Linked DNA regions of Homo sapiens: regions 1 and 2 are each linked to region 3. The links are chromatin loops, found by intact Hi-C in ENCODE. Cell type or tissue: IMR-90. All regions are shown on one strand. Each heading gives the region's core, and the rest is flanking DNA. Links, peaks and the distances in the headings are about the cores only.

The links. Hi-C counts contacts between places; a loop is a spot of excess contacts. Peaks named below come from ENCODE experiments on the same cell type or tissue, not always from the same donor. Only the 100,000 strongest peaks of a DNase experiment are listed, where the experiment ranks them.
Region 1: it touches region 3 in a loop (8-fold over the local background); 4 of 110 quality-filtered maps call a loop at or near these places.
Region 2: a loop joins it to region 3, with 6 times the contacts of the local background. A loop is called at or near these places in 3 of 110 quality-filtered maps.

What each region holds. Positions count from the first base shown.
Region 1 is chr1:71,089,932-71,098,033 of GRCh38, forward strand. It overlaps ZRANB2-DT (ZRANB2 divergent transcript), which reads left to right. Exons shown (of 4, transcript NR_046217.1): 2 at 1,733-1,773. Among named protein-coding and RNA genes, the nearest start is that of ZRANB2-DT, 13 kb to the left of the region's middle. In IMR-90, for the core only: a CTCF peak has its summit at 4,181 (motif pointing right); no DNase peak of the experiment used is centred there.
Region 2 is chr1:71,192,722-71,200,823 of GRCh38, forward strand. The region is part of intron 2 of ZRANB2-DT (ZRANB2 divergent transcript); the gene reads left to right. Among named protein-coding and RNA genes, the nearest start is that of ZRANB2-DT, 120 kb to the left of the region's middle. In IMR-90, for the core only: a CTCF peak has its summit at 4,171 (motif pointing right); no DNase peak of the experiment used is centred there.
Region 3 is chr1:72,280,495-72,288,596 of GRCh38, forward strand. NEGR1 (neuronal growth regulator 1) reads right to left here and starts at 2,045. Exons shown (of 7, transcript NM_173808.3): 1 at 1,825-2,045. The coding sequence starts at 2,000. It overlaps LOC105378797 (a long non-coding RNA gene), which reads left to right and starts at 2,440. Exons shown (of 6, transcript XR_947506.3): 1 at 2,440-2,911. RefSeq lists silencers at 2,232-2,291, 2,392-2,481 and an enhancer at 3,863-5,062. In IMR-90, for the core only: CTCF peaks have their summits at 3,999 and 4,811; DNase peaks (open chromatin) are centred at 2,007, 2,407, 3,347 and 4,427; H3K4me3 peaks cover 3,869 bases; H3K27ac peaks cover 3,318 bases.

The DNA.
Region 1 (8,102 bases), core at 1,737-6,736, 1.2 Mb before region 3:
CTGTAAGAAAATGGTTATGAGGACATAAGCCTAGATGGAAAACCCTTGGGATATTCTTTCTCCTCTTAAGGGTTCATTGTGAGGCCCTACTCAGCATTCTTTTGCATTTCTTTCCTGCGGGCTCCAAGATTTGGCATAGTTGTTTCCATTCTTTGCTGTCACTATTTGTTCTTTTGCTGTGATCTGTGAGTCACAGAACATAGCTGAAGAGTTTTTCACAGTTAGAAACCAGAGAGAAATAGACAAAGTTTAGGAACAGGAAAGTTATAGCATCATTAGAACTCTTAAAAGTCTCTTGTCTGGACGGGAACAGTATGATAAACAAGAGCACTCGCAGTTTATATCTACTCAACGTGCTTTTCTATCGCCATCTCACAGTCCAGGTGCTTCTGGGGGCCTGTCAATCATGGTTCTTCCTTTACCCCCGAGCACAGTTTGAGATTCTTGTCTCAAGATGTTCAGTCAGAATGTCCAGTCTCCTGATGGGGGGAAGGAGTAAAGCAGCTAGCCCTGTGGACCATTAACTTCCTTTCCTATGGGGGCACCACTAGGAAAAAGAAAGGAAGGCAGGTAATCTATTCTAATCTCCTTTCTGACTAGACACCCTAATAAATAGAATAATGATTTTAGACAGAAGGAGATCTTTCTACAGAAAGCCCTTAGCAGGATCTCCCTGGATAAGGATTACTTCTAGTAAATAAATCTGGAATCTATTGATTTATGGGGACATGGATGGCTTCTCTGAAGAATGTCTTGTAATGGCATGCCATTTTATAACATTCTGAGGTATAAAATGGAGATGTATTATAAATTACACGCCTCTACTCTGTAAGGTAATAATCAGCAAAACTACGTACAGAGACCTAGTCAATCACTGGGGGTCAGTGGATAGGAAGCATCTGGCAAAGCCACACAGAATGTCCCAGACTTTCTCTGCTCTGTCTTTGCCTCTTGATTGCCTGTACTCCTGAAATTATTAGGAAAGCTTGATGCTATTTCTGATTTTTGTGAGTCCTTTTCGAGCATCAAATTCTGTGTGTTAGCTCACCTAATCATGGTGATTGTCTGAAAACTGAATATATGAACCAGGCAAGGCCAATCAGAATATTCCCGAGGATTCATTTAGGATTATTGGGAAAGAGAAGTTTTTTCTTCATTAGAGTTGCTGATCTGGTATATGTGAATGTGAGACCCACCTATATAGAGAAAGTTTACCCACAAAAGGAAGTCAAGTAGATACAATAAGAGCTGATAGATGGAGAGAATTAAAGAGAAAGAAGTGGGACGAGGGAAAAAAGTGAACTCTGAATATAGCATTTGTATCCCTGAATATAGCTCTATCTGAGGCATGCTTATCTCTTGGACTTCCCAGTCACCTAAGTCATGTCAGCACACTTTCTTTTGGCTTAAGCTACATTGCACTGGGGTTCTGTCACCTGCAACTAAAAATTCTGATTAATATGATAGCTTGAATTTGGCATGAGCCAGACTGGGAGGACCTGGGAACTCAGGACCAGGCAAACCCACTAGGAAGGAGTAGTACTCAAAGAAAAATATCAGATGTGAAACAAGGAATACATATATCATAAAGCTATTTTGAACTTCCACTTGTGATTCAGACATAAACGTTAACAGAATTTAAAATAAAATTGCAACTATTATAACAATTTTAAGCACCTTATTTTATGTATTTATGAAAGAATGTTCTTCTGTCTTTTTATTCTTTTCCTAGTTTTGCCCTGTGTATGACCTCGTTTGGAGCCATGAAACCAGGTAACATAAAGTGTTTTGTAGCTTTGGCTTTGATTTAGGAAGCAAAACTTCTTCTTAGCAATTATCCTTTTATGTTGCAATTACCTATTTGTTTTTATGTATCTCCAATTCTTCGCAGAATAAAATAAACATTATTCTCACTACCCAAGCACCTGGAACAAGGTTAATGCTCGATGTTTGTAGGATAAATGAAGAGAGGAATTTTATTTTTACCATTATTGAAACTATGCATAAGCCTGACCAATGTGAAACTGTACAGGCTTGATTCCTTCTTACTCTTTACCAAATGTGCATAATTATTTTACTTGGTATGCAACAAAATGTTTGATTGTGATGAATGCTATTATAGTTAAGGCGTGTTGCAAACATTTGCTGCAATAAACAAGGAATGACTATTCTAAATTGTTTCAAAGTCTAGAGTAGTGGATAAAATCATGAGTCTGGAACTAGATTTCTTGCACTGCTTTCTGCTAGCCTTGCGACTTTGGTCAAGGTGCTACCTTTCTTTTTCCTCACCTGTATAATAGTGATAACAGTGCATTATATTGTTGTTGTCAGTATTAAATATGTACTATGTTTAAAACTCTTCTCATGAAGAGTATCTAGCATGTGATATGTGTAATGTGTTTACTGTGATTATTCTTATTATTGTTATTCTCCAAAATTCAGTTTTATCAAAGTAAGATGGGGAAAATATTACATATATGTGTGTATTTCTAATGGATAATACATGTAAAATGCCTGACAATAAATACACAATTACCAATTTTCAGAAACAAAACAATAATATAGCCCATCTAATACTGAAGTATACACACACACACACACACACACACACACACACACACTCATAAACAGCATAATGTTGAAGTTGACAGGTACAGGCATTGAAACCAGTTTGCTCGGGTCAAATCCAGACTCCATTGCATATTATTTGTGTAATGTTGGGCAGGTTACTTAGCTTCTTGGAGTCACCTCTAATAAAATGAGGACAGTGGTAACATGTATTCCATAATGTGGTCTTGAGAATTAATTGTGTCAATTTTTCTAAAGTAATAAAGGCAATGCCAGGAAAATATTAAGTAGTCAATAAGTGTTAGCTCTTATTATCACTTTGAGCTTCAGTCACATTCAGTGATGACAATGAGGACAACGGTATTTACCTTACCAGGCTGCTGTGTAGATAAAGTGTGATAGCGCCCATGAAAATGTCTAGTAAATATGGGCAGCTGAAGCAGGAGAATCGCTTGAACCTGGGAGACGGAGGTTGCAGTGAGTCGAGATCTTGTCACTGCCCTCCAGCCTGGGTGACAGAGTAAGACTCTGTCTCAAAAAAAAAAAAAAAAAAAGTCTAGTAAATAGTACTCAATAAATGCCAATTTTCTCCATTTTTTATTTTATTATTATTATTTTTATTTTTTGAGACAGAGTTTCGCTCTTTTTGACCAAGCTGGAGTGCAATGGCGTGATCTCGGCTCGCTGCAATCTCTGCCTTCCAGGTTCAAGTGATTCTCCTGCCTCAGCCTTCTGAGTAGTTGGGATTACAGGTGCGCACCACCACGCCCGTCTAATTTTTTGTATTTTTAGTAGAAATGGTTTCACCATGTTAGCCAGGCTGGTCTCGAACTCCTGACCTCAGGTAATCTGCCCGCCTTGGTCTCCCAAAGTGCTGGGATTACAGGTGTGAGCCACTGCACCCAGCCAAATATCAATTGCATTTCCATGTGTGAATATAGGACAGAGAAGATAGATTAGGTGGAATTTTATCAGTGACACATATTATACATTGTTATCAAGTAAATATTATCAGTCGGCGTATTAGCTGTTCTTTTCTTATAAAAGTAGATTGTGCCACAGATACCTTATTTTGTTAATTCTTTTGATTCTGGTCATAGATAAATGGTGATTTACTCTATTCAAAGAAGGATAGAAAAGTGGGCTTGCATTTTAGGTTTCTTGTGGCATACACTGGTGTGCAATCTGCTAGAACTGAAGGAGGATGTTATTAATCAAAAGGTGCACAAGGAGGGAAAGGACTTCATTATGCTGTTTTGCTTCCACAACTTGCACCTGGAGCTTCTTAATGAATGTGCCCTTTGGAGACAGGTGGCACTCTGAAAAGTGTAAGCCTCTTTAAACCTCTTCTTGTCTCAAATTGACACGTCCTCGTCTCAAATTGACACGTCCTCATGACACTATGAATAATCAATCTAATTCTTAAATGATGTGAATGACTTTGGTTGGACTATAATTAGTTGAAGCAATTTTTTCTCCTGGTCATTAGAAGCACACATTGCTAGAATTAGGGAAAGAAAGAAAGTCAGGAAATGGCTGGGAAAAAAAGTCATGTATTCCTTGAAAAATACAAATTTATAGATGATATTGTGTACTGGGTGAACAAATCCAGTAGATGGCAGTTTAGTAACATACAATATCCTTCTATCATGGGGAATTCATGTTTAGCAGTCATCTTTTCTTAGAATATATATGAAAATATATATCTTAAATGTTATCTGTTTATTGCGATATTTTGTGGAAAAGTTATCATCTACCACCTCTATGGGTGCTCTCTGCTGGCTAAGAGAAGCAAAGTTGTTATAAACTTGTCAAATAACAAACAATATAAGGTGTGTTGGAATTTTCCAGGATTTTTCCATCATATTTTATTACCTCCCATTCATTTGAAGCACATATAGATATCTATGATATTTGAAGAAATAAAGGATTTGGCAATGTTTTTTAAGAAAAATAGCACTATAACCAACAATTGATTCCTCTGAAAAGCTGGCTATAATTTTTAGCATTTCATGCATAATTTCTTTAATTGTTAGCTAAGATATTTAGTAAGCTAAGAGAATTATGGAAAGGGAGCAGAGTATATATAGATTATCAGAATGAGAAGGTAATATATCTGAGAATTTTTGAATGTTAAAAGGAGAAAAAAAGAGCCCAACCTTCCCTGAGATATAAACTCAAAGACTGCATCACTTCTTACATGGGATTCAACAAAAAGTCCAGGCATTAGGAAAATTCTGATTCCAGAACAGAAAGCTAGCAGTACGTTCTAAGATAGAAGTAAACCATTACACACATTGCATTGGTTTAATTGAGCATACATTATATCCTTCAGTAAGAAATTTCTGCCATGGTGCACTATTTTCTTGGGCACCAGGGCCTGACAGCTTTCTCACACAAGTCAGCAGTTGAAAGTGATACAATTTTGATGTGAAATGTGCTTATACTTTGAAAGCAATTAAACAAGCCTTGTTTGCTTATAATTTTCTAATAAAATAAAAGACCTTATGTGGAAAGCAATTTTAAAAACACATCATAACATTTTAAGTATGTAGGTCTTGCGACGTTTGTTCCCATTTTCTAGTGACAGACACAGAGTAATAAGATTTCCCTAACAGATGCTTAGTGCTGGGTACTCACATGTCACTCAAGCTGACAAGGTTTCAGAAAAAAACACTTTCTTCACCATGTTACCATTTTGAAAGATCAGCTATTGCATATAATTTAATTTTGTTTAATTGAAAGGTATAAAATTCACAAAATACAGTTTATAAAAGTTAATGTAATGAATAAATTGGGAATATACCTTAAACAACCCACTAGATCCTATCTACAAATTTAGTCTGTCTCAGACAAGACTTTAATCCTATATGCCTGGAGAAGAGTTTTAGCTCAGTTCACGATAAGATTATAGAATTTTAAAGCTGGGAAAAATACGTGTAGATAATCTACTTCTTTCAATGCCCAGTTTTAATGATTTACTTTTTATATATACCTGAAAAATTGGACTTATACCTGAAAAATTTGAACTTAATTAATATACAGCAGGCACCATTAAAGTTACATAGATTATTTATTCAATCTTTCAACCAACATTTATCAAGCATCTTACATATACTGACTAGTATTTCCGAGGAACTGTATTATGGACTTTTAATGCAAGAATAAATAGTTCACTATCCTTGCCTCTGAGGAAGTGCTCAGAGTCTAGCTGGGAAGATAGACAAGTAAATTAATAACTATACTATAGTGTGATAAAGCCTAGACAGGTTTGTATACAGCCCTGTGGGAAAACAGATGAGGGTGCAACCTATGTCACCTGGGGGTTTTGGGAAGATAACAGAAAGGAAATCACATTCGAGCTGGGTCTTGGAGTTTGAGCAGGAATTCTCGGGGAAAAGTAGGGGTGAGGATTTAGTAAAGGAAATAGACATGAAGGCAGAAGAATATGTTCACAGAATGACATTTTTAAATACAAGGAATGGTGGGAAATGATGTAGAGTGGCCCTGGAAACGTAGTTCAGAGAAAGACTGCAAAAATCAGATGCTAGAGAGTTTGGCTAGAGAGTTAGGAAACAGGGAGCTACTAAAAAAAATTGAAAATGAAGAAAAAGGATATGATCAGATTTATATTTTTAAAAACATTATCTCTGGCAATGGTGTGAAAGATGGGTTAGACAAAGTCAAGAATAGTCTGATTGAAATATGTTCAGGTCTATACTAGCACAGTGGAAGTGACAATGGACAAACGCACGTATTAAGGTACACTTTAGAAATGGAAGTAACAATTTGGCGATCAGTTGCTTGGAAGAGGTGCGTGCTAAGGTAAAGGGAGAAGGTAAGAATGGCTTCAAGAGATCTAGTTGGTATGATTAGTTTTGAGGGTTTGGATAAGCATTTATTTAATCCTCTTCACAAGCTTTTGAAGATTCTAACAGGTGAGAAAAATGAATCTCTGAAAAGTTAAGTAATTTGCCAAGGTTACTGCTTTGGACTGAATTGTGTGCCCCCAAAATTCATATGTTGAAACCCTAACTCTCAATGTAATGACATTTGGAGATGGGGCTTTTAAGAGGTAAATAGGTTTAGATAAGTTCATAAAGGTACTCATGATGGCACTAGTACCCTTATAAGAAGAGACCAGAGAAGTAGCTCTGTGTGAGAACACAGCAAGAAGGCAGCTTCTGCAAGCCACAAAGAAGGCCCTCACCAGAAACTGAATGTGGTGGAACTCTGATCTTGGACTTCTTAGCCTCCAGAACTGAGAGAAATCAATGTCTGTTGTTTAAGTGACCCAACTTCTGGTATTTTGTTACAGTAGCCTGAACAGTCTAGAATTACCATACAGTTAGTAATTTATGAAGGCCAGATTTGAGCACATTCTGTTTCATTAATTCCAGAATCCAAGCTCTTAACCAGTGTGCTGGCTGTTTCTTTCTATACTCATGGAGTGGCCAGTATGCCATTTACTGGACTAGGAAATATGGGAGGAAAAAAACATGTTTTGAATATCAGATAATCAGTTCGTTTCTTAACATCTTGAGTTTTACATAAGTGGTAGGCAAAACACTGGAGACATTCAGAAGAGAATTGTAAATAATAGTTCTGACGCTCATAAAAGAAATGGAGTCAGAAAGTTCAGCAGTAGGAGATACCAGTAATGATCGAAGCCGTGGGAGTGGCTCACATGGCCCAGAGAAGAGATGTAGAGTGAGAATGGCAGAGGACTGTGTAGAAAGCTTTCAGTGGCAGTGGAACGAAAGGGGTCGCTGGAGGAGACTGAAAAGGTGCACTCAGATGACTTAAAGGAAAACTTCCTTTAGTTAAAGTACAACTTCCACGTAAGTCTGTGAAATGGAGACTGACTTTTTCTCCCTTGAACATGCATTGGGGAGAAGGTTGAAACTGCATATTCTTAATGGTTTACTATTACTTTAAGAGCCTTTTCTTCACTGGAAAGCTGTCATTCACAGCTTCTCTTTTTCTGAAGTTCACAATCTCTTCCCATTGGATATCACCATATTCCATTCCACACAAATTTTGTAATTGTAGTAGGCCACAAGTCCACCTCCTTGATGATTCTACCACCCCACCTGAATTCCTAGACTATCCTTAAGCCAACTTCACTTCCAACATGTTTCCGTGTGAATCAGGGAACTGCTCCTTTTATGAAATAAGCCATAAAATTCTTATGACTGAACCTCATAGCTCTCTCTTTCTACCTTCCTCTAACTCAATCCATATTTAATGTAGTTCAAGTCAATTATTAAATACTTATTGTATGTTGTGTGCTAGGACTTAGAATACAGACTCACACAACAGACACATATATGCGCACACATAGTGTAAACATACCCTAGCACTGAAACATTGTTTCATCTCACAGAATAGGAAGGGAGCAGGTATGTAAAAACAATTTTGCAATCCTAGTGTGATAAGTAAAATAATACAGGTATATTATAGATGCAGTAGTATGATACAGTGGAAAGTTTGAACAGTTACACTTAAGTTGAAAATGGGAGAGATATCATTTA
Region 2 (8,102 bases), core at 1,737-6,736, 1.1 Mb before region 3:
TATATCATTTTTTTTTTCCTGGACTGTGTAGATAAAAGTTTCATTTAATGACTAAAATCAAAGTAACCATCTCAATTCCCTCTAAGAGAAAAAGTTTTCCTTAGGCATGGGCATATCATATGAAAAAATCCTTCCTTTTGTGTTCTTCCTCCTCAGGACAATGGCTTCTTCTAGTATAGACTTTCAGTCTTTCTTTGGAAGAGGACTAGGAAAGGATGTATGATGTAGAGGAATTCTCTGTGACAGGAATGGGAAGAAAACACAGGTCTTTCAGTTCCAGAGGAAGAGAGCAGTAGATGGAATATAATAGGGACAAGGTCATATGTTAGTGATTTCTCTCCATGTGCCACACCTGCCCCATCAAGGTCATCCTTGAAAAGTGGGAGCAGAGTACATAAACACAACAGATAGAATTTTTACAGAAAGCTGAAATAAAAAGAGCTTGTGCTCTACTTTTCCATTTGGGTTTCTGGGAGGATACTAAATGAAATCACTCACATTAGCACTGGTGTGTGTATGGGTGCTGAGAACAGGAATGGTGGTGTAGAGAGCAGGCTGGACACCAGGCATCTCCCTTGGCTTCATATGGTATTAAAAAAGATGCAAAATGTCCTTGAATAATCAGAAGAGATGACGCAGAGGGAGCTAAGAGTAGAGAGCCAGAAGGCTGCTTTGGACAGTGGCCATATGGAGAATGTAGCTGAGATTTTAGATACTCTGTAATATGAGTGGGAGCCAGGATGGGCCAAGTCATTAGAGTAGGCATGGAGGTTTTCAAGCATTCTGAGAAAAATAGCCCAAGTTTTACCAGTCATGAATTTTAGCAACAGATTCCAAGGGCTTTAAATAATCATAAGGGGCCAGGAACATTTTTATGGATGCTGCCAAGGTTCTAGAAGAAAGAACAAAAGACAATTTTCTAATTTTGGGTTTCTTCTTTCCTCTATCATTAGGGCACTGAAGATATTATTTATATTCAGAGGCTATGTTGGTTTGGAGAAGGAAAGGTGAGAGAAACCTTAACCAGTACCAGAAGAGATTATGTTAATCTGACCATTTAAAGTAAACATGTCTGAGCTAGGGGCATGTCTCGTTTTATTATACTTGGCCTTGTTGTGCTTCACAGATACTATGTTGTTTACAAATTGAAGTTTGCTGCAATGCTGTTTGATAGTATTTTACCAGCAGTAGAACTTCTTTCATAATTAAAGTCTATTTTCTCAAACTTTGCTGCTGCATTATCAACTATGTTTATATAATACTTTAAATTCTTTGTTGTTATTTCAACAATGTTCACAGCATCTTCACCAGAAGTAGTTTCCATTTAAAGAAACTACTTTCTTTACTCATCCAAAAGAAGCAACTCTACATCCATTTAAGCTTTATCATGAGATTGTAGCAATTCAGTCATACCTTCAGGCTCCACTTCTTTTTTTTTTTTTTAAGACGGAGTCTCACTCTGTCGCCCAGGCTGGAGTGCAGTGGCACAGTCTCGGCTCACTGCAACCTCCACCTCCTGAGCTCAAGTGATTATCCTGCCTCAGCTTCCCAAGTAGCTGGGATTACAGGCACGCACCACCACGCCTGGCTAATTTTTGTATTTTTAGTAGAGACAGGGTTTCACCATGTTGGCCAGGCTGGTCTGAAACTCCTGACTTCAGGTGATCCGCTCACCTTGGTCTCCCAAAGTGCTGGAATTACAGACATAAGTCACCGTGCCCGGTAGGCTCCAATTCTAATTCTGTGTCTTTGATTATTTCTACCCCATCCGCAATTACTTCCTGTAGTGAAGTCTTGAACCCCTTAAAGTTATCTATGAGGGTTGGAATCAACTCCTTCCAAATTCCTTTCCAAAAGGTTACAATTTACTTTGCCCAGATCCATCTGAAAAATTTCTATCTAGGGCAACTATGGCCTTCCTTATAGTGTATTTTTTAAATAATAAGATTTGAAATTCAAAATTACTCATTGATCCATGGGCTGCCAAATGGATACTGTGTTAGCAGACATAAAAACAACATTCATCTCCTTTTATATCTCCATCAGAGCTCTTGGGTAACTAGGTGCATTGTCAATGAACAATAATGTTTTGAAAGGAATCTTTTTTTTCCCCAAGCAGTCATCTCAACAGTGGGCTTAAAATATTCAATAAACTATGCTGTAAGCAGATGTTCTGTCATCCAGGTCTTGTGGTTCCATTTCTAGGACACAGGCAGAATAGACTTAGCATAATTCTTAGGGGCCCTGGAATTTTTGGAATGATAAGTGAGCACTGGCTTTAACTTAAAGTCACTAGCTACATTAACCCCTAACAAGAGAGTTCAGTTTCTTTGGAGCGTTGGAGCCAGGCATTGACTTCTCCTCTGTAGCTATGAAAGTCCTAGATGGCATCTTCTTCCAATAGAAAGCTGTTTTTTCTACCGTAAAAATCCCTTGTTTGGTGTAGCTGCCTTCATCCATTATCTTAGCTAGATCTCCTGGATAACTTGCTGCAACTTCTACATCAGCACTTGCTGCTTCACCTTGCACTTTTATGTTATGGAGATGGCTTCTTTTCTTTAACCTTGTGAAACAACTTCTCCTGTTTTAAAATTTTCTTTTGCAGCTTCTTCAGCTCTCTCAGGCTTTATAGAATTGAAGAGAGTTGGAGTTTTGTTCTGGATTAGGGTTTCATTTAAGGGAATGTTGTGGTTGGATTGATCTTCTATCCAAACCACTAAAATTTTCTCTATATCAGCAATAAGACTGTTTTGCTTTCTTATCATTTGTGTGTTCACTGGAGTAGCACTTTTAATCTCCTTCAAGAACTTTTCCTTTGCATTAATGGCTGGGCTAACCAGCACAAAAGGCCTAGCTTTCAGCCTGTCTTGGCTTTCAAAATGCCTTCTTCACTAAGCTTAATCATTTCTAGCTTTTGATCATCTAAAATGAGTGAGTACAGCTCTTCCTTTCACTGGAACACTTAGAGATCATTGTAGAGTTATTAATTGGCCAAATTTCAATATTGTAGTGTCTCAGGGAATAAAGAGGCCCATTGCGAGGGAGAACGATGGGCGAATGGCCAGTTGGTGGAGCAGTCAGAACATACACAACACTTATCAATAAAGTCCGCAATCTTAAATGGGTGAGAATCATGATGCCCCAATTGAATTACAATAGTAACATCAAAGATCACTGACCACAAATCCCCATAACAGATAGAATAGTAATGCAAACATTTGAAATATTGTGAGAATTACCAAAATAGGACACAGAGAGATGAAGTGAGAACGTGCTGTTGGAGAAACGAATGGCACCAATAGACTTGCTCAACACAGGGTTGGCACAAATTTTCCATTTTTAAAAGCTCAATATCTGTGAAGTGGAATTGGTGAAGCACAAGAAGCAGAGTGTGCCTATATAAAGTTTCAGTTATGCAAGATGACTAAATTTTACAAGTCTGTACAACATTGTGTTTATAGTTAATAATACTGTAATGTGTACTTAAAAATGTTTGAGGGTATATCCTAAGTGTACTTGCCATAAAATTTTGTAGTTAGTTAGCTAATTCAATAACTTCCCTAATTCACTCAGACATATATGTAAGAGGCTGAGCCAGAATTTGAACCCAAGTCTGTCTGACTTTCCTATTATAGCAACTTATATAGTAATTGAATATACCTTGACAAAATAAATGTGTAATTCCTAATAGGGCCAAAGAAGCCAAGAAAAATCTGCCAAAGAAACCATAGTGGTGTAAAAAAGATCAGTTAGAATAGGACTTGCATAATTTCCCAAGACCAGATGAGGAGGGGGGTGGGAGCTACATTTTCTATTTATGCAGAAAAGGACCATTTACTGCAGAGGTGGATTAGCAGCTCAAGGATGTTACCAGTGGCTAAGGTGCATTATTCCTGAGCTCCTCCCCATCCAGAGCATAATAGCTTATTTCCCCTTCCTCTTAGATTCTGAGTCCAGTACTGTCTAACCTCCCAACATTAGCCATTTTGAAATACAGTGGCATCTTTGGTTTAGATATAAAATATGAATTTATACATAACCAGTAGAAATGTTTATTAAGTATTACATAGTAACTTTTGCTTTGTTTCTTACACCTTTACAGTGTAAAGTAGAATATAGGCATTCTTTTGATAGTAAATTTGTCCAGTTGTATATCCAGTAGATGTCAGCATTGGGCTGTTTCTGACCATTTAGTGTCTCTCCATATTATTTTGAAAGGACCATAAATATTCAGTATAAAATATACTGAGATGTAAAATAGCAGGTGCAGCAAATCTGTGGTGAGGATACATTTAATGGGTGAAGGATTCAATATTCCATCTATGTAGCAAACAACTGTATATAAAACCCCATCTGCAGCTTTTTTATCCATGTCCATTTTAAAAAATCAATTTATTTCAAAATATCAGAGTACTATTTTGTAGAAGATAGCTTTATACAATTAAGTGACAAAACGGATTAAAGCCATTGAAAGAAATATAAATATTTAAGTAATTTTAGGTTGCATCTGCTTAAATTCAGAAAGGGACACTAAAGAATTTTTTACAATCTCATTAAGAGATAATTTCAACATTAAAGATTTGGCAGAATGGTCCTTGAGTTACTCTCTTTTCTCTCTTTCCTCCTCAATATTAAGATTTTAGCTCCTTTACAACACATTAAAACCGTTTCTGGTAATGTGCACCTCAGTGAAGCCAAATGGATGATTGATCAACATTAGGTGGAAGATAATATGTGTAATTCATGCCTCCAGTAGATTCTAGAGTTGACCCAAATATTTTAGACTCTTGGCACGTAGAACAAAAGTTTCCTATGATATTGCTCAGTTCTGTGGTTGGACTAAGCAGATCCGGCCTGTGTCAAACAAAAATTGATTAAGAAGAAGTGAAAACATCCTTATTTCCTTAAGAGTAGAATCCAAGCTTAGTCAATTCATTACAATTCCCACAGCAGCAGAGTGATGGAAGCCAGAAAAAGCTAGAGAAATCATTTAGTACAGCATCTTCATATGGAAATTGAAGACCAAAGAGACAAAAAGACCTGCTTGAGGTGTCAGAGCTAGTGTGTAAAAAAGAGTCTTCTCAGCATTCTAGTTCATTTCAGAACAAAAAAGATATGCTGAGAACATGCGCATATTCTATAGTAGACTTTAAGAGGAATTAAAAATTGTCCTTTTCTCAAGGTTCTTGGAAGATAGGAGAATTCAGGAAATAGAAGCATTGATAGAACATCAAAATATATTTAGCAATTTTAATGACAGATGTATGCTCAGGGTACACATAAGGAACACTTAGCCTAGTCAGGAAGGTTCTTCATAATTTCTAGAAAAATAGCTATGTGTTGCTTGAAAACTCTTTCAGGAGCTTTGTTACCAAACTAGGAAAAAGAGAGCATCACTCTTTGATGGGGAAGCAAATGAGGGCTGAAGCTGTCTTGACTGATCCACTACATTTTGTCCTTTTGGGGATTTTCCCCCAGCTTGAAGATCAGTGCAGTCCAATATTTTCCAAGTGCTGGTAATGTCTGTATCAGAATCATCTCAGAGATTAGGATTTAGAAGATTGAGTGGCCTAAAGAAAAGAAAAGCAAAAATGGAAATAACAAGAATTTTGAGGCACAGACAAATAAAGGAACCACGGATCTAGCCTACACTGAGCCACCCACACGAGTTCATCTTGAGATCAATAGCATGAAATTTGTTACTTTAAGAAATGTAGTCTTTGGGCCGGGCGCGGTGGCTCACGCCTGTAATCCCAGCACTTTGGGAGGCTGAAGAGGGCAGATCACCTGAGGTCAGGAGTTCGAGACCAGTCTGGCCAACATGGTGAAACCCCATCTCTTCTTAAAATACAAAAGATTATCTGGGTGTGGTGGTATGCACTTGTAATCGCAGCTACTCAGGAGGCTGAGGCAAGAGAATCACTTGAACCCGGGAGGCGGAGGTTTCAGTGAACTGAGATCACGCCATTGCACTCCAGCCTGGGCAACAAGAGCGAAACTCTATCTCAAAAAAAAAAAAAAAGAAATGTAGTCTTTGGTTCTGTAAGAGAACCAAGTTAGATAGTTCAGTTAGATAGTTCATACAGAAATCAATACCATAACTGTGACCTCATTAATACTTTATTCTCACCCATAAAATTCTTAGGTCACCATGTGTGATGACTACATCCAAAGAGAGTGAGTGGCTTGAGACATTGGTAGTATGTGTATCTGATCATATCAATATGTTAAAATGACGTTCAAAGTATGATCTACCTCAGAATAATCTAGGTGAGTTTCAATGATCTTGCAATAGACTGCTATCTGGAAATGATGGTTTAGCAAATCTTTTCCTTGCTTTTTTCTGAATGATGGGAAAGAACACCTCTTTTATGGGCACTATATAGTATTTCCAACCATATTCTTTCATCTTTTTGGGACACTTCAGGGAAACACATTAGGTCATAACTCAGCACTAGAGGAAAATTCTGATGATGAACCTAGCTTTTTCAAGCCTCTTTGACATTAATCTGCCATATGCAATTACTGTGTGTAAGATTGAAGATCATATTTCAGTTCTGTATACCAGAACACAAAACCCTATCATATAATTCATCCAAATCATTGGAGAGATATTCCTTTGCAGATAACCAGCATAGTACTAGGAATAGGGACAGATTCTAGGGAATATAATTACTCAGTTTCTCGGTTAGTGGTGTCAGGATCAGTGACAAAAATTATTGTGCATTTTCTGTGGACTAAAATTATTCACTCAGTGGCAAAAAGAAAATGTACTTTAATACCCAAGCTGCTTTTCATTTGAATTAACTAACAAACATTCTAGATAATATTTTGGTGTACTTTCAACACTCTCTGTTTCTCCCCATTTTATTAAAATATAAATGAGTTCACAGTTATGGTTTGATTTGTGTATGAACTATCTAACTTGGTTGTCTTACAGGTCCAAAGAATACATTTCTTAAAGTGACAAATTTCATTCTATTGATCTCTGTTTCTGTGTGTTTTAGGTGGTTTTATTTGAAATTTATTCATCATGCAGATGAGAATTGTGAGAGAAGTAAATGGGGTTGTAAATAGGGATGGGGAGATGGTTGTGGGGATGCCGTTCCTCAGTTTGGACATAGTAGTTCTTACCCTCCATTTGCATGGCTTTTTAGAAATAAAGTCAAGTTTGCATAGGAATGCTGTACTTGAGTAGAAATTTAATACTTTTCCAGATTAATTCATAGGTCTTACTCATATAAAGAATAGGTTTTCTTTATAAAGTCCTTCATTTATCCCTTTCCAAGATGAATTATTTTAGCACGTTCATTAATCTAGTTTCATTACTCTGGATATTTTAACCTATTTTATTAATCGGTTACCATTTGCCTATTTTCCTTTTTGCTATGTAGGGAAGGCATTTTCTTTTGGGTTGGAGACCCAAGAAATAGGCAGGATATCAGAGAGTTTTTGTTTCTTCCCCATAAGTAGCCTACAAATCAAATCTTTTCTTAATTGAGGCCATGTATTTTGGTTTCAGTGGCCAGACTTCGAACACTGCACCCAATACTATCTCACTGATGGATATTGATTCTGAAGTTGATTAAAATGATCAGCTTTAATGGACACAATCTCATGAGGAGGATGCACATTTAGGGTTCAGTTGATTCTTTGTCCCTCAGAGAGACAAATATCTTAGGGTCATACAGCTGCTGTATGATCTCTGGAATCAGTCTGTTTATTTTTGCCAGTGTACCAAACTAGTCTCAGAGGGGTTTAGCATATTTAGTGTATTTTTGCTGATATTAACTGAGAAATACATGTGTGTATGTGTGGGGTGTGTGTGTTTGTGTGTGTGTGTGTTTTCTAGGTAGCTTTATTTGAAATTTATTCATCATGAAAATGAGGGTTATCTGCATACCTTTTAATTCAGAGTTAGTCTTTTTACTTGATTTTCCCTAAAGACTGCCTGTCAGTGCTTCAAAAACATCAATGACTGATAGATTTCTATTCTATACAGCTGCCTGGGCAGCTGTGGTAATGAAATGTGAATATGCTTTCACAGTATCTGAAGATTTCTGCTTGGGATTATGAGCAGAAAGAACAGATTTTTAAGAGAA
Region 3 (8,102 bases), core at 1,444-6,443:
TTCAAACTTCTAAAACAAACTTAACATAAAGAGAAAATACAGGCTTAATTTATATCCTCTCTGTGACAAAGAATTTATCACTGTTACCAACAATGAAAAGTTTTTTTTTACTGTGTAATATCAAAGATATTAGTTACTTTTGTATATAGTGGCATTTGTTATTCAAAACAGAAATTATTAAAAACATATGTATTAGTGTATATTAAAAAATACGATAGTATTCCAAATTTGAACTCATAGGCATGTTCCAAAAGGTGTAAGTCATATACCACACCCACATCATTAAATTTAAATATGTTGCATGTTTCAAACAGAAACATTTCCCACTCTCTTTCACCTTAGACATGTCATGTACACTGATGTTGTGCAAGCCAGACTTACAAGCCAACTACCACCCAGTGGAGAAAAAGAAGATCTTTCAGGGAAATGTGAGGTGGGGTGGCAGGGGGAGAAGGGAGGGTGATGGGAAAGAAATGAAGGAATAGGGCGTTTAGCTTTGTTTAGATCTAAGCTTTGCTGATCATCCATTTATATTTTCATAGGAAATAAAATATTCCCAGACTCCCACTCTGCAGTGTTGCTTAGGGGTAAAATCAGGGTATGGATGTTTATTAATGACAAACCACCTCAGAGCTCAAGCTCAGAGGAAAGAAGGGAAAATGAGAAAAATAAGTAAAAGTGAAGACTGATGGAGGGAGGAAGGTAGGAATAAAAAGGGGATAGAAAGACACAGAAAGAGAAAAAGAGAGAAGCAGAGACAGAGTGAGAGCAGCGAGTGAGACAGGCAGTGTGTACACATGTGTGAGTGACAATGTGGAACAGAGAAGGAGAGTATGCCTTTTAAAAACAGTGAGAGACAATCTGAATGTGGAAGTGGTTCTTACAGCATGGAAGTGCCAGTGCATGTGAGGATGTGAGAGTATGTGAGTTAGTATGTTTATGGAAATAAGATTTATGAGGGTGAGTAAATGGTACTGGAGGGGAACAGTGACCATGCCTGTGTGTGCCACAGGGGTGGGAAACGGTATGGGGAGAGGGATGAGAAATGGGAGTCAAAAGAGGGAAGACAGGGCACAGGATAGGGACATTAAGGAGGAATAAAAAAAATAGACAAAAAGAAAAAAGGGTAAAAGAGAGGAGGAAAGGGGATTAAATGTGAGGAACAGAAATTAGAGTCGTGGAGATAAAAATGAGAAAATATGAGAAGAAATTTTAAAAAGGAGGGAAAAAACAGAAAATAGAAAAGGTATGAAAAGAGATATTGGAGGGAAAAAGAGTTACAAGGAGGTGGGGAAAATGGTATAAGAGAATGAGGAAGGAGAAAAGAAAGAAAACAGAAAGCGGTAAAAGGAAAGAAAGATAAAGAGCAAGAAATCGAGCCTAAGTGTCCAAGTGAGAGGGAAAATAAATGGGAGCAGAGAACAGCAGTTTGAAAGAGTCGCTTATGCTGGAGTAAAATAGAAACAAACCTGATAAACTTGTCAGACTCTCCAGGAGTACCCCATGACAGTAAAACAGAGACCTTGTGCATTGAGTTTCAAAGTGGCACCTGCCCCTCCTTCTAAACCTGACAGTTCACTCATCCCCAGGCTACTTGGCGTTCCGGCAAAGTGCTTTAGCATCACGAGTCCAGCTTGCTACCTGCCCCAGCATAAACGGGCCGGGGCTCCGGGAAGAATCTGCACCTGGAATTCTTGGGATGTGGTCTTTCCATGATGAGCACCACCAGCATTATTGCTTGTGTTATAAAGAAGGCAAAGAGGGTTCAAAGAGAGACAGAAAGATAGACCGAAACAAGTACGAAAAGCACGCCGTTCTTCCTACCTAAGCACCGCCGTGTCCCCTTTTCTGACCATCATGTTGTCCACGGCCGCCCAGGGGAAGTCCACACTCTGTCCAGCCGGGAGGCAGGAGGGTAGCAGGCAGCACAGGCTGAGGAGCACCGCCGCCAGCCACTGGTTCGAGCAACAAGCACCCTGCACCAACAGCATCATGTCCATCCCTGCTAGGGCTGCTCACTCTCCAGCAGCTTTCAGCTCGCACTCCCCCACCCCCTGGTGCTGGCGAGTCTTCCCGGGAACCAGGCGGCGCGCCACAGGATTTTTTTTTTTTTTTTTTTTTTTTTTTTTTTTTGGTGGGTGGGTGGGTTTCTTTTCTTTCTTTCTTCCCCCCACCCCAGTTGTTGGGTGTTGTTTCTCTCTTTTTGTTTTTCGGTGTTTTTGCCTCCCCTCCTCCTCTTCGCTTTCCCTCCCTCCCTCCCCTCCCTCCCCCTGGCACCACACTACACCTCCTCTCGGTTGCTTTTGGCCGCGTCCGGAGTGTGTCTAATTCTCGGGCGGCTCGCACACCATCTAGCGAGGAGGCGAGCGCGCCGGCGAGTGAGGGAGGAGGCGCGGCGGCGGGGGAGGAGGCAGGGCGAGCGGCGGCGGCGGCGGCTGCAATCCCAGCAGCAGCAGCAGCAACAGCAACAGCAGCAGCAGAAGCAGCGCGGAGCGCTGCGCCGGCCGCCGGCTCCCGGGCTCGCGCGCGTTGCCAAGCGGCCGTTTCCTTAGCAACCCCGCCAGGGGACTGGGGATGGAGAAGGGAGGGGGATTAAAAAAATAATAAAAAAAGAAAGAAAAAAGATAGCAAGAAAAAAAAAAGAAAAGCAAGACAACGAAAAAAAAAATAGGAGGAACTGTATCACAATTATGCAAACTAAGGGGGAAAGAGAGGCACCTTAGAATGAAGGCTCTCCTTACTGTCGTAAGCGCTAGAGGGATTCTTTGCTAGAAAAGTCTCCGTGTCAGGGCTGGGGTGAAGAGAGCTGAGGGGCGCTTTGCCTTCCCTCACCGGTGCGTTTTACCTCTCGAGGCACCGTAAGTTTGAAGTCCTCCAAGTTGTGGTCGGCGCCATCATGACGCCGGCGACTGTGAGTTGTTTTTTTGTTTATTTTCTTCTAATCTTGCCTGGGTGGCTACGCTGCAGTTAGCGAGCAGCCAACTAGTTCTCTCTGCGTTTTCTCGGGAATAGGTAGGGACGGTGGCGGGGCGCTGCTTTTTTGCGGGGACACGAGGAGGTGCAAGGCCTTGCGGCAGAGCAGCTTGCGTGTTTGTGGCGGTCGGCCCGTATGGATTGCAGGACGCCCCTCTTTTATCTGTGGGTGTTGACACTAAGTTGTGTGTGTGAGTAGGGGATTGTTTATGGTCAACATGGAGTGTGTGTGTGATAGAGAGCGTGTCGTGCGCGCGGGGGCCTGTGCACGCGCGGCACGCAGGCGCGCTGGGAGGGACGGGGCGGGTCATGCTGGGATGTAGAGTCGGGAAAAGACTGCAATCAAGTGTTTTAATTGTGTAGAGCCCAGGCGGTCCAGTTATGTAAGAGGCAGTTTAACCCATTTGAGCCTATCAGGCCGAATAATCGGCGCATCCGAGTCAAGGCAGGGCAGAGTTAAGGGGTTTAACGAGTCGCAGGGTTGTATTTCTTAACAGCCTCCACACCGCGTTAACAGGCTTGCTCCTCCGCGGTGCAGAGCGGTAACCTCCGCTTCCCCACGCAGCAGCCCCTCCGCAGCTCGCCGGGCTGTTTTCAGCCCTGCCCTGGCCCAAGGCAGAAGGAGATACTAGGCGTGGGGCCACCCCTACTCTTTTTTCTTCTTTCCTTCTTGAACTCATTTCCAGATTCAAGATCCTTAAGCTTTTCCGGGCCATTTGCAAATCAATGCGAGAACCGAGGCTGAGTCGTTAGCAGTTACACCAATCAATCTTGTTCAGCGAGGAGTTTGGGAAGCAGAGCGGGGAAGTGAAAATGGAAAATAAGTAATTAAAAAATAAGCTCCCTCCCCCTCACACACTTTTTCCCTTCCTCCACCCCATCCCCCTTTAGCAGTGTTTGAAGAAGATATTCTTTGCCAGATCCCAGTTCTTCTTTTGGAGGAAATGAAGCAAAACCTCACACGTCCGTAACTCGTTTTCCATAATGCTAGCAGGGTCATTTGGCAAAGCGCACCGAAGCAAGACTCTCTGCAGGGGTCAGCATCCGGCTGCCTCCGCAGACTGAGCTCTTTACGAGGCAGGCAGGGAGTCGTTTTGCTTGGTGGTAGCAGTGTTCAGAGTGATTTTTATCGCCATGCACGGGGATATATGGGGAAAGGGAAGGGTTCCCATCACCTGTGACCACCCAGACTGGCTTACAGACGAATCCTTAACTAGCAACACCTCCCTGCTGAACTGGCACTCCAAGGCTGGGCAGCTAACGGAGACATTTGCGTCAGGAGTCACTGATGTTAGTATTCTGCCTTAACTCTCAAAACCGACTCGGAAACTGAGAGTGCAATAGTTTCAACCGCATTTTGAAACATCAATAAAATGTTAGTCATTTGCGGATGAATGAAAACATTTTCTTTACCGTCTGGTATGCTAGGGAAATAATTGTGAAATGACAGACTCTCACTAATATCGATGCCAAATACCTAAGTAACACTGTCATCTTGTTAACTGCATTTTTCTATCTTGCGTGGCACGCTGATGGATAAAGCGTAAAATTATCTAGGGCAAACGGGGGATTAGAAGACTTGACATGTCACATACATGGGCAAAGCTATGCAGTATTATTTAGCATTTCAGTAGAAACGAGCTAGATTCTATTGAAGAGACACAGAAGGTATAGCTTCCTGCATTGTGACTCAGTTTAGTGCTATTTTAAGCAGGGATGGGGGTGCCAGTGTTTTCTAGTACAAGCTATGAAAAGCATCCTTTTCTGACTGCTGTTTCCCAGAGATCTGACATCTTCAGTGTCCACGGGGGTGGGTTGGGGGTGGTAGGAGGAGGGTTTTCTTTGACCAGGGATGGAGCTATGCTGCAGTTTTAATATGTACAACAACCCTTCAGGCTTGTAAACGGAAACTGGAGCCACTTCTTTTAAAGACAGTTTCCTTTCCTTATTTCTAGTTTTTTATCTCAACTACCATTCACAGATCACACTTAACTCTTGGAGAACCCATCTAAAGAAAGCAATGACTGAACTTAGTGTATAGATGTCTGGATTATGGGGGAAAGTATTTACAGGTACGTCACTATTATTTACAGCAAGTGCAAGAATGTCAGGTAGGGCAGCCTCTCCAGACCCTTATACTTCTAGTCTTCTGACTAAAGAAAATGAATTTAAAAGCTTTTATGACTTCCTATTCCCTAAACCTTTCTAAGGGCAAAACATCTGACAGGCTTTTACGTGGTTTCTAATATTTGCTTTTGAAGTCCTGGAATTCTTACAAACAGAGACTTAAATTCGGATTGTCTTGGCTCTTTTTGAGGGAAAATCGAAACAAAACCAAACAACAACCAAATGAGAAAAAAAAGCTTAAATAGCAAATAGTTCCTTAGTAGAATTTTTTGAAATAGAAGAATTAGTAATAGCATTGTTTAGAACATTTTAGAGGCAAATAGTGGAGTGGGTATAATGGGTTACTCCTTTGGTTAGAATTTTAAGGAAGTGACATTGGAATTAATTATTATTTCTTTATAATGATGTACCTTTTTTCGCTTTAAAAGCTCAACTTCTAGTATTTCAAGAAATGTAATAATCAGTAGGGAGTTAGTATAAAAGGAGAAAGGTGGAGCCTGATTATGATTGCAGATTATTTCATTATCTAGATTGATTCCACTCCTGCCTTTCATGCCCTATGACCTGTATTTTGAATCCCTAAGGATGTTGGAAAGAGTAATGTTATATAAGGAAGCTTCTTAAGATTGCTTACTTTAATAAACTCGATTTTTATTCAACAGTGTAACTGTGATTGTTAGAATGGAAAAAAATAGAAGTTTACATTTGTTTATTAGTAGTGAATGAGTAAAGCCAGCTTCATCTTTCATGTTATTTTGTTTTAATACTTTGAGATCTAGGGTACATGTGCACAACGCGCAGGTTTGTTACATATGTATACATGTGCCATGTTGGTGTGCTGCACCCATTAACTCATTATTTACATTAGGTATATCTCCTAATGCTATCCCTCCCCCCTCCCCCCTCCCCCACCCCACGACAGACCATGTTATTACTGTGTGAGCATGAGAAGTTTTAGCCAAGACGGGTCCCAGGACCTAATGGAAAGAGCTAATGAGATCACTTTGTATTTCCTGAAGGAGGCAGTCAGGAAGCCCTTATAAACTGTACCTCTGAATAATAGCGCTCTAACTTGGTCCATAATTGATTCTCTATTTGAATTAAGCTGCCTTAAGCTTGGAGTACCTTGCCAACTAAAACTGACGTATACTGATGAATTTCAGGTCAGGGTGAGAAATATAGAGTTCCAGAAATTTGTTGGTGGAGGGGAATCTTCCACTACAGAAGTGTTTCTCAATCTAGGCCCTTTTGACATTTTGGTGCAGGTAATTTGTGTGTGTGTGTGTGTGTGTGTGTGTGTGTGTGGAGCATGGGGACTTCTGTGTGCCTTGGAAAATGTTTATCAGCATCCCTGGCCTCTATCCAGTAGATGCCAATAGTTGTGATACCCAGAATTTCTCCAGGCATTGTTAAATGTCCTGTGGATTGGAAAGGGGATTACTCCAAGTTGAGAACCACTTCATTGTAAGTTATATTTCTAAAATATATACCATCTTGTGTTTTTCAAATAAAATAATAAAGCAGATTTTTTTGTCAAAAGTATCTCATTTGGATTCTATAGCTACAAAAAGAGCTCCTTCTCATCAGTTCAATCTCTACATTTACTTGCCATGTGGTTGAGTAGCCCAGGTTACCACAGATGCAATGAATTTAATGGCTGACGGCAACAAAATACTTTCTAGGATTTCTTCCTAAATTGTAGGAGACTTGCTCAAATAACATTACAATTATACACTAACAAAGGTCTTCTATATTGTTGTAATGTATAGTTTGGTTATAAATGTTATTGTAAAGTAGGCGAGAGGGGGTCTTTTATTTAAGCAAGTATTGAACTAATAGTTCTTTGAAAGGAAATTGTCATTTTATGTTGTTTTTTCCAAAATAAAAGTGTAAGTAAATGGTGAGCTTATTTTGGGCAATAACCCATGTAAATATTTGCCTTCTTTATATTGTGACAGCTACATATTATTCACTCTGGAAATGGCTATTGCATAAAGAAGAAGAAAAAAGCAAAAAGTTATTTGCCTATTGGGTCATTCTATTTAAATATCATATATTTATTCAGTTATAATTTATTTAGCATCTTATCTATTCACCATCAGCATTGGGGGTAAGCAAAGAAGTTAGAAGCGTATATGTGTGTTTGTATGTTTGGAGGAGTGCGGAGATACCTACTCTACTTTCAGAGCTCTTCAAGCCATTTCCATAGAATGGCCCTGAAAATTTCACCTAAGTACTTAAACAAGAAAGAACAGTGTTACAATAGATATGGGTAGAAATCATTTTCAAATAACTGAAGTTTCTACCTTTCTACTTGTAAGAAAACAAGTACAGCTTTAACTATATTTCATTATATAATTTACAGTGGGTTCCAGGAAAACCAATAATTATTATTTAAGATTTTTTCTCACATATTTCTAAGAAACTCAAACACCTCTGTTCAAAAATAAACATCAAATTTTATACTTTATACTGAACTATGATGAATGTAAGATCTTTTTTTTTTCAGGATTGAGAAGGTGGCATTTTATTTTAATTTTCTTTTTTATTATTATTATACTTTAAGTTTTAGGGTACATGTGCACATTGTGCAGGTTAGTTACATATGTATAGCATTGGGAGATATACCTAATGCTAGATGACGAGTTAGTGGGTGCAGCGTACCAGCATGGCACATGTATACATATGAATGTAAGATCTTACCCTCCAAAAGAATTATTCTGTTTTATTTTATTATGTAATTTATTTAATTTCCTAAAAGGTTCTGATTTTTATTGCAGAGGTGTTTATCTTGTATATTTTCAGACTCTACTATGACTTGTTAATTTTGTCCCTTTAGCATTTTATATTTTTTTCTATAATTGATATATGTGTGTCTGTGTATATGTGTGTGCCTGTATAAATGGGAAGTACCTCACTGTGTAAACTTATGAAGACATCTTGACTAGAATTTGTAATTTTTAATTTGTGATAATTTTTACTGTTAATATAGTTTTCTTAAC